Regions from separate parts of the Homo sapiens genome. Here region 2 is linked to region 1. Evidence: read pairs that join two places in POLR2A ChIA-PET (ENCODE). Cell type or tissue: Caco-2. All regions are shown on one strand. Links, peaks and the distances in the headings refer to the core of each region. The heading gives the core; the rest is flanking DNA.

Region 1 (5,373 bases), core at 65-5,064:
TAATTTGCCCATGTCAAAGGGTTCAGCCCTCAGACCTTCTAGCCATTGCCAGCATCACACCCATGCCCATATTCCCTCAGTCCTTACCACTCCTGAGCATGCAGACCCTACAGCTTCCACTATAGCACGTGCAACTCTGCCTGAGGGCCTTTTCTGGTCACTGGACCATGCTCAGCTCACATGGGCAGACCAGAAGTGCCAGGGAGTTGGTACCTCCCAGAAGCAGCTCTCTACCAATAATGGACAAGACTTGGTGGATAAACACCCCAGTTCCCTCATCCCTTGTTGGGGATAATCTTGAAGCATATTCTACAATGTCTACTAGAGTTCCCATGCTGGTTTTAACCCCACTGTGGTTATTTAATGCTCTCATGGTCAGGGATTTTATGGTTGGAAGAAACAGACCAATCCCAACTGGTTCAAGGGACAAGATCCAGGCTGGAGACATAAACCTGGGAGGCCTTGGCATACTGACACATGAGTGAAGCAGCAATTACAAGTAACACACTTCCTGTCTCACAAGGTGGCTGTGAGAGGGGAAATGGATACTTCACCCCACCCTGCTCAGCACTGTGCTAGGCCACAAACTGAAAGCTTGGTAAACAGGAATGTTCTCACTTGCATAAGGTTATGCAAGAATACATTTGTATAATCACAGAATTTTGGATAGATCGTCTAGCTCAAAAGCCTTAATTTGCAGGTGGAAAAACTAAGGCTAAGACAAAGGAATTGACTTGCCCGGCATTTTCCCACCATTAAAGATTGTTTCCTTAAGATTTACATGCCCAGCAGTAAAGGAGAAAGGTGAAGTTTAACTGTTCCTTGATATTCAATTAGACTGTTAGGAGTTACCAATAAACTTTCTAAAGGCCAAAGCCAATAAACACGCTTTCGTTTTGATTTTGTTTCTGCCTTCTGCATCTAGTGCTGCTGGCCACTCCCCTGATTTAAACTCTCCTGATTCAGCTGATTTTCTGGCAAGAAAGAAAATGAGGAAGAAAAAGGAAAAAGGGCAGAAGGGAAAGTGACCTAGGGCAGATTCCCTGGAAGCAGAGCGCAGGGCAGGATTTGGATGCACTGAGGCAGTGAGGAAACGCTCTTGGGAGGGAGCGGTGAGAGAAGGACAGGGCAGGGAAGGGAAGGGGCCCGGCAAGGGTGGGACCGCAAGCAGAGGCTAGCTGGACCCCACAGGAAGCTCCAGAGCAAGGGAAAGGGGACCCTCCCTGTGTGCCCTGTTGGTTAGTAGGTGGCCCAGGCAGCCAAGGCCGGGAGAAGCAAAGCCACCAGAGTTGGAATGAATTCTTATTTTATGTTGCTGTAGCATTATAAAGGCTTAACTTTCTCAGACCAGAAGCAGGGTTCATTCACCCAGGACACAGTTTCCAGTTCTCTGCCTCCTCCCAGTTCCTCAAAGGGGTGGATCCAGATACCTGCCCTATACATCCACCTCCTGGTGACCACCTCCCTATAAGATAGCTAAACACAACCTCCTTGCCTCGCCACACTGACCCCCACACCCTGCGTGAACTTTGCAGATGGCATGGCACAGGGATGACCCCACGGAAATCATGCTTGCTTGCCCCAAACCCACCAATTAGAACACCCCACGGGGTCCAGCATGGTGGCTCATGCGTGCAATCCCAATACTTTGGGAAGTCTAGGCAGGAGGATCGCTTGAGGCCAGGAGTTTGAGGCCAGCCTGGGCAACATAGCAAGACTCCATCAGTAAAAAATATTTAAAAATTATTTGGGTGTGGTGGTGTGTACCTGTAGTCCCAGTTACTTAGGAAGCCGGGATAAGCAGGAGGATTGCTTGAGCCCAGGAGTTTGAGGTTTCAGTGAACTATGATCACTCCAGCTTGGGCAACAGAGTGAGACCATGTCTCTAAAACATCAAAATTTTTAAAAGTGTTTTAAAGAGCACACCCCACAAGAAACTTGTTTGGGGATCACCCTAGACACCAGTAAAAGCTTTGGCCCACGGGCCCCTTTATCCTTCTCTTGCTCCCTCCTCTGTCCCAGACATGCATGTTCTGCCAAGAGGAGAGAGGGAGCAGCTGGAATTCACCACCTTCCTTGCAGGGTTCCTGAGCATTACCATAGCACAACGCTCCCCTCAGCCAGAACCCAGGCAGAAGGACTGGAGTTCAGAAAACAATGGTCTGTTTGACTGGCTTTGAGTTTCTGGGTATTTGCAGGTCAGGCAGCCTGGGTATTAATAAGTGATGGGGTTGTGGACCTACAGAAAGATGTGCAGGCCTGAGGGTGAGTGCAGTGGGAGGAACAGTACCTGTACCCCCAGCGCCCTGCATGGTGCCAGCAGAGGGGTGTGTCACCCACTCTGCTTCCCATTTGCCCTGTGACTTTAGACAAGCCCCACCCCCACCCCGGTCCCTGGGCCATCATCTCTCCATCTATGACAGGAGGGGTGTGAACTGGGTGATCCTTAAGGAGTCTCCTTTCTCTAACATTGGGTGGCTCTAGATTCCCAATCAGGCCTGTGGCCAGCAAGGCTGACCCTGGGAGGCATTCAGGGCTGAGACAACCAGAGTCAACAGCTCAGGGAGAGCAAATCCCAGGGCCCCCCAAACACAGGCAAGAGAGGCAAGACAGGAATGCACTATCCAAATATTTGAATTGTCTAAAAACAGACCAAAGCAGCCTTCAAAATACATATTTCGCATGCATACCAAACCCACAAAATGCATAGCTCAAAATCCTGAACCACCAGAAACTGAATCAAAAGTGCAGGCCTTAAATGAATACGCTGACAGAAACAGGAGCAAGACTTTCGCAAGCAGCCTGTTTTCATCAGAAAACACATAAACAGGTTTGAGGGGAGTAAGAGGATTGAAAAGAGGTCAGGGGCTCTGGAATCTTCTCAATGACAGCACTGCCCAAGAATCTTCCAAAACTCCCTCTCAACTGCCTGGGAAGAGAGAGACCCCTTAACCAGAGCAGAGTGATTTGTATGTGTTATTTGTGTTATTGGCTTTCACAGTAACCCCCTGTGGCAGGCTGAGGAAGCTGGACTCTAAGAAAGTCACTTGTTCAGTGCCAGGAAGCTACAAAATAGCTGAGATAGGATTCAAAATCAGGACTGTCGAACACCAAACCCCAAGCTCTTTGCCCCTAGGCAAACTGTGAAGATGAATTTGGATGATGTTGCCTATAGTAGGCCAACCTAGGTCATTGATAGAAAGTTCCAGAAGTTCTGTGCACATGCCTAACTATTACAATGGTCACTGTAAAAAGAAATTATAGTGCTGATCTAAAAAAAACAAACGCTCAGAATTCTGTTAAGTCTAAAACAGGGATGGAAGGGCCAAGTATGGCATAGGTTTATCCTGCAGGCATCTCCAAGGCCAAGAATAGGCACTGGCTTGCTCACAGGAAGAACTTTGTGTTGGTCACAGATGAAGGTAGAACGGGCTGTCCCAGAGGTACTGAGCTTCCCCTCACAAGAGGTGTTCAAACAGTAGGTCTTTCCAAAATGCAGGCTTGACAGCATCAGCTTCCTCCTTGGTGTTTCAGGCCCTCCCAGTCTGGCCTCTACCCCTTCCCCAGCCTCACACACAAACTCCTTTACCACTGGCCTCTTCGGTACACACCAGAACTTCTCACCAAGATCAGGCCTCTCTTCATCCACTCTGCACCCCCTGCTGAAATGTCCGTGTGCCCTTTCCACACCTACAGCCTCCAACCCGTTTTAAGGATCTGCTCCAATGCCTCTCCTCCAGCCACACACCAAGCAGGCTTGGGGACATTTCTTTGGCATTCTTATGTCATCAACCATGTATTTACCTCTTTCCCCATCACTCTTTGGTCATCATCTACTAGCAATGACTTTGTTCCCCCCATTAACAAGCACCATGCTTGCTCTAGGTAGACCCTCATTAATACCTTTGCATGAAAGTAACTGGCTCATGTGGTTTGCACTCTTTTTTTTTTTTTTCTTGAGATAGAGTCTGACTCTGTTGCCCAGGCTGGAGTGCAGTAGCACCATTTCAGCTCATTGCAATCTCCATCTCCTGGGTTCAAGCAATTCCCCTGCCTCAGCCTCCCAAGTAGCTGGGATTATAGGCGTGTGCCACCACACCCAGATAATTTTTTATTTTTAGTAGAGACAGAGTTTTACCATGTTGGCCAGACTGGTCTCGAACTCCTGACCTCAGGTAATCCACCCCGCTCAGCCTCCCAAAGTGCTGGGATTACAGCCGTGAGCCAGCACACCTGGCCGGTTTGCACTCTTAAGCCAAGCTTGAGGCCTTCCCATCTTCCCAGAGAGGAAAGTCACATATAGGTATGTGTGTATATATGCACATGGATGTATGGCACATAGAATGCCCTGCCCCAGCCACCTTGAAAGCTCCAGGCTAGAAGGGGGAAAGCTCCCCACTCTGCCAGGAAGCTTGTGGTTGGCAGCTAATCAGGTCATCTTTGAAGTTAAGACCATAATGATAAAAAAAAAAAAAAAAACCCCTCAAGGAAGAAATAATCAGGAAGCTCAACAGGGGCATCTGGGCTCAGAAATCGCAAAAGTCAGTGATATTTTTAAAATAAGAATACTTTCCAGATTCTCAAGGGACGCACTGAGGTCTTCTGGTATCTAACCATTTGCACCGCCTCCCTCGTCGAGATTAAAATGCTTCCTCCCAGCCTCTGAATCTCTGCTGTTCGCACACTGAAGATAATCCTCTGGCATGTGGCTGCGTGGGCCAGATGGTTAGCAATTCTTCAGGCAGGATACAGTTCCGCAGAATGGGAATGTAGAGGGCTGGCTCTAGGTGGAGAATCCATTGATGGACAATAGCAACAGGCCCCTCTCTTCCAAGGAATTGTGCTGGAGAGCTGCTCAGTCCCCCAAGACAAGCCAAGTTTGGTCAAACGTCTCCCATCAAGTCATCCTGTGGAAACCCCAGTGAGCTTTGACGGGGACAGGGAACACTATCAAAGATGACCTTCAGTGGACACCAATGGTTCAATCATAATTAAAGCCTCATTGTTTGCAGATGGCCTTTACACACGCCCTTTCACCCCTGCCCTTTTGGTTAGTCCCCCAGTATGCGATGAAGGAGATGATATTGGTTTCTCCCTATTACATATGGATCTGAATCCCAAGGAGGGGAAATGACCTTCCCAGACTGCATGCCCTGTGTTTTCTAACCCAGAGCTCTCCCTGCAGTCTCTGAAGAGTTCCACCAATGGCACCCTTTTCTTCCCTACGTACAATACCTAGTACAGAGCCCTAGCATAGGAAGAACTCAGTAAATGTTTAACTGGGCTCTACTCGATGATACCCCTGCAGGAAAACAAAGAAAACATAACTCCTGGTATTGATGCTAATGAGTTTTAGGGGTCACAGGAGAAGGC
Region 2 (5,373 bases), core at 212-5,211, 170 kb after region 1:
CTCGCCTGGAGCTTTCTTTTTTTTTTTTTTTTTTTTGAGAGAGTTTACCCTTGTTGCCCAAGCTGGAGTGCAATGGCGCACTCTTAGCTCACTGCAACCTCCGTCTCCCAGGTTCAAGTGATTCTCCTGCCTCAGCCTCCCCAGTAGCTGGAATTACAGGCGCCCGGCACCATGCCCTGCTAATTTTGTATTTTTAGTAGAGACAGGGTTTCTTCATGTTGGCCAGGCTGGTCTCAAACTCCCAACCTCAGGTGATCCGCCCACCTATGAGCCCCACGCCCGGCCGCCTTTTTTTTTTTTTTTTTTTTTTTAACTGCTGATATTCAGATCTCTCACACCAGAAATTCTGATGAAATTGATCCAGGAGGGACTCGGGATAGACCCAAGCTCAGTACCTGCCTTAATCACCCTGATGATTCTCAATGTGCACCCAGGCTTGAGAACCTCATCGGGGCCCTTTGAGGTGAGTGTTGTTAGTGTCTCCATTCTGTAAATGGGGAAACTGAGGCCTAGAGGCTTTAGGAAGAGGTGGAGGTGGGAGCAGGGGAGGCAGAGCCAGGGGCTGCCCAGACTGGGGTAATTCGTCTGGCGGCTGGGGGAGGGGGAACTCTGCCTTCACCCTGCTGCTGTCTAAGCAGATCCTGGCTGGGGTTGAGGATGCGGGCTGCAGCCTTGGGCCATTCACAGCGAATCACCAGTGGGTGGCGATGGTGGAGAAAATAGACTCCAGCCGCCAGCCACAGCCAGGGAGGAGGGAGCCCAGGCAGATGGCCCTGCCTGCCTGTGAGTCAACCCCTCCTTGGCACTGGCTGGTAGCCCCCCAAACAAGGACCATGGTGGGCTCCTGTCTTTTTCCCAGGGCCAGGCTGTAGCAGATTTGGCAGTTGGCTGGGTGGGGCTGGCCCAGGCTTATGCAGGAAGAACAAATTTCAGATAGGACCAAATTCTGCAATTAAAAAAAAAAAAATAGCAGCCCCATGAATAAAATAACATATAGGGGGGGAAAGGGGGTAGTTCTCCTGGTCCCAGATCATCTGGCTTCAATTCCCACAACTGGCAGCGGAGTAATAGTGAGATATATAATTAGCAGCTGTTATTACATTACCATGCCTGATACATGCTGATTAGATGCCATTCACATGGAAAGAACTTGGGTGACTTACGCCCCACCTCGGCTGTGAGAGAGCTTCAGACCAGGAAGGCCGAGGGAAATGGTAGGGGTCGGGGGGAAGGACCCCTGGCCGAGCCTCTGGACCTCTCAGAGTGGACAAAACACATCCTAGATATGCCCCACCCCATGTCCTCATTTACATAATGGAGACACTAACAATGCTCACCTCAAAGGGTCCTGGTGAGTATCACAGCCCACAGCCCCCCTCCCCACCCCAACACCTCAGTGGGACTCATTTTCCTCCCCTGTTGATGAAGCAAGCCCTTTGGCTTGTTGGACCCAGCATCTACTTCCCCCCACAGCATGACTCCAGGGCCAGCAGCGATACTTCACATTCCCCATCAGACTCTCAGAAGACGTTCTGTGTATTAATCAATTCAGGACACTTAGGGATTCTGAGCAGCTGGTTATTTCAAAACAGCATTTCACATGGTCCAGCAGGCAAGCCCTGCCCAGGACTGAGACCAGACAGGTCCTCGGGTCAGAGCTGCTTTCCCAGATCTGCTGGGGCTGGGGAAACTGTTCTCCAAGGCTGCCACCCCACTAGTTGATTGAGTGAAGTCTTGAGGGGCTAAGGGAGGGATACTGGATCTCTGCAGGGATGTCTAAACCAGGATCCTCAGACTGTGTTTCATGTGCCACCCATGCCACCGTTGGTGCCTATGAAAATGCAGATTTCAGGGTCCTGCCCGAGCCCTGCTGAATCACTGGGAGTGGTGGCAGGCCTGGGAATCTGTATTTTCACAAGGCCCGCAGACAATTTTCATTCACATAGAAGTTTGGGAAGCCCTGATCTGAGGACAGTAGAGGCCACGTGGTCACCAGTATGAACATTCAGACTGCAGGAAGGTGGGGATTGTTCAGATGCCCTGGGGCCCAGCTCCACCGTGTGCCAGCTCCTTTGCACACACAGTCTCACTTATGCATTACAACAGGGGGGGTCGGGGGTCCCCATCACCATGTTACAGATTAGGAAACTGAGGGTCACAGAGGCCCAGGTCTCAGCTCATGTCCTCTCAGGGACATGAGCACAGAAGTTACTGGAGCCCCCCAGTCCCTCCTTGTCACAGCACCTGAAACTAAAATCATTTTGTTTAGTTCTTCCTGCACATCATCACCTTGACCATTCTGCCTGTCAGCACAGCCCCAGCACCAGCATGAAGCCGGGCAAAGGGTAATGTGCACTGAAGGGTGGAAAGGTTGAGGTCGGGGCTCACACCTAGGTCTGGGGACTCCAGGGCAGGGAATGGGCAGAAAGGGACAGGGTGCGCACAGCCAGGCCGCGACTGTGAACCAGGCTAGAATGAGCAGACAGACAGAGGAGCCGGGTTAGAAGCAGAGCCGGGAGGGTCACAGCTCCTGGTTTGCAGGTGAAGAAGCTGATACAAGAATGAAATAGGGCCTCCCCACACATGAACATCAGGTGTGCTCCACACACCTCTCCCTCCTCTGCCCATGAGTGGAATACTTCCCCACCAGTATCCTGGGAGCCGGATCCCAAGTTGGACCCAGGCTGGCCCACACTCAGCCCTCCAGGGTTCTGGAAGGGTCTGCTGAGCCAGGCGGGCCAGGATGGAATGCAGGCAAACAGCCCGGTCACATCCATCGGCCAAAGACAATTGCATCGAGCCTCTTTCTGGGAAAGACTAATATTTACACTGCATGCTAAGCAGCTGCTGCAGCTGCTTCAAACCCACCCTGCCAGCGCCAGCTCGGGCCCAGCAAATGGACTTTTACCAGGCAGCAAATGAACATGTCAAGCCCAATCAGTCCATCGCCTGTGGGGGGTGGGGGGACAGCGAGGGACGGTGACCTCATGCACTGCTGTCCCCGATAGCACCGGGCTCCTCCTGTGCATGTAATCTGCTTGGCCCAGGGAACTTCACATCCAATCTCCACACATCTTGCGCCTGGGCAGAGGCCACGCAGAGCAGAGGAGGCAGCTGTCAAGAGAGCGAGGTGGGGTGATGCTGATGGGGACAGGGTGGGCTGGTCAGCCCTGTGCCCGCTGAACCACTCTGCGGGGAGGGAGAGGAACGGGGCCTGACTGGGAAGTGTCAATAGGCAAGTCTGTAGCCCCAGAGCTGGGGAGGGTGTCACCCTTCCCTCCCATCTCCACTCCAGGTAAATAGCAGACGCCTTTGTTCTCTACTCTGCCCAGAAAAGCTTTGAGGGAAATGTCCCTGCTTCAGAGGAAACCATCAGAAGTTTCAATGCCCCAGCCTGAGGCCTTCCTTAGACAGCCCCCTTTGCAGGCTCAGCTTTAGTCACTGGTGGATGTCCGGGACCCAGCCCTGACTCCACCCTCACCCCTGCCACCCACCCAGAACCTCTGACATGCCTCAGACCCCCAGGAGTACCTCCTTCTCCAGCCCTGACCATACTGGTCTTAGCACCAGGCTGGATTCCTGTGTAGGCCGTGAGCTTCCAGAGGACAGGAGGGAGTGTTTCCCTCCTGTGTCCCAGGCCCAGGCCCAGCTGAGTCTCTGCTGAATGAAGGCAGAGAGGGCACCCATTGGGTGGCAGGCACTGGGCTGGGGGCTTTACCTTCACTGAGATCCCTAGAGGCCACAGTGATCCTGAGGGGTGGTTGTCAGCTTCACCACTTTACCAGGAAAACTGAGGTCAGTGGGGCTGACACTTGCTTAAGTCACACAGCACTTGGGGCACACCTAGGATGAGAAGCCTGAGTCCCTTCTGGTGTCCCAGCTAGGGCTCTTCCCACCACACAGCGCAGCTGATGTCGTTACAGCACTCATTTAGGCATTTTGTGTTTAAGATTTTGGCAGAGAACGGTTTTCATCTCATTCGTACACAGACATAGTCCTTTTTTAAACTAACCACCAGAAAATTGCCCCATTTACACCGGTTCAGATCCCGTAGTGAATAACCATTGCCCCAACCCGGCCACGCACCGAGCCACCCCTCTTGCTGAAACCTCGTCTCTATCCACAGACCTCACTGGAGGCCATCCCATCACCAAAGGCAGCCACCAGCCAGGCGGATGTGGCCCTCATCCAGACCTCCCGCCAGATGGCCACCCACTGGTCATTCCAAGACCTCATCAGGAGCAAAGGCCTCTCTGCCTCTGCCTACCACACGGCTGTGCCCTGCCCTTCAGCTCTCTTCTGAAGGAGAGAGGAGACCCGTGGCAGGACCAGGGTGGGGCATGAAGCTGGCTCTGGGAGCAGAACGGGCCCTCTGGGGGTGTGTGAACCCTTCCAGTCACAGACGGGTAAGGTCTGCAAGTTGTGTCTATTTCTGGTGGAATCGGCTTCAAATCAGGGTTTTAAATGGAAGTTCATCTCGCCCTAGAAACAGAGGCTTTGGCAGGTGTCATAGGCAGGTCAGGGAGGAGGGGTTGATAAAGACCCCTGGAGTAGGCTGGGCACGGTGGCTCACGCCTGTAATCCCAGCACTTTGGGAGGCTGAGGCAGGCAGATCATCTGAGGTCAGGAGTTTGAGACAAGCCTGGCCAACATGGTGAAACCCGTTCTCTACTAAACAGACAAAAATTAGCTTGGCATGATGGTACATGCCTGTAATCCCAGCTACTCGGGAGGCTAAGGCAGGAGAATCTCTTGAACCTGGGAGGCGGAGGTGGCAGTGAGCCAAGATCATTCCACTGCACTGCACTCCAGACTGGGTGACAGAGTGAGACTCTGTCTCAAAAAAAAGAAAAAACCCTGGAGTAGATCCAGCTCTCTCCTTTTACAGATAGGGAAACTGAGGGAGGGAAGAAAAGGCGCTTGCCTGAGGACACATGGAAAGTTAGTAGCCCTGCCAGAGCTCCAAGCACCACCCCAGAGCCACCAGCACCCAGATGCAGTCCCATTAACTCACTCACAAACAGGGAGGCCAAAGAGGTTCTCCAACCTTCCCCAGCCACACAGGCCAAGCTGCAATCAGACCTTGCCTTCCCAGGCCACTGAGCTGAGAAGAGGTTATAAGGTCAATTCTTCCATCTTTAATAAAGAAATTGGGGTGGTGTGGAGGTGCTACCAGAACTGAGCAGGAGGTCCTCACAAAATACTCTGCCTCACCTCCAGACGCCAGCCATGCCCAGGACCTCGGGAATGCTCACACCAGCACGAGGGTGAGGCCAGTTAGCACATCTTTGACAACCTCGCAGAGGAGCAAACCCAGCTGACCTGCCTCAGAAGGGCTGCCAGAGCCCACAAATACAAATATAGGATGTCCGA

The links. Peaks named below come from ENCODE experiments on the same cell type or tissue, not always from the same donor. Only the 100,000 strongest peaks of a DNase experiment are listed, where the experiment ranks them.
Region 2: POLR2A ChIA-PET joins it to region 1 with 5 read pairs; 1 of 35 experiments calls an interaction of 5 or more read pairs at or near these places.

Annotation. Positions count from the first base shown.
Region 1 is chr16:66,150,353-66,155,725 of GRCh38, forward strand. No RefSeq gene overlaps it. Among named protein-coding and RNA genes, the nearest start is that of CDH5, 210 kb to the right of the region's middle. In Caco-2, for the core only: no CTCF peak of the experiment used is centred there; a DNase peak (open chromatin) is centred at 2,539.
Region 2 is chr16:66,324,288-66,329,660 of GRCh38, forward strand. No RefSeq gene overlaps it. Among named protein-coding and RNA genes, the nearest start is that of CDH5, 40 kb to the right of the region's middle. RefSeq lists an enhancer at 211-748. In Caco-2, for the core only: a CTCF peak has its summit at 692 (motif pointing right); DNase peaks (open chromatin) are centred at 689, 2,439 and 2,854.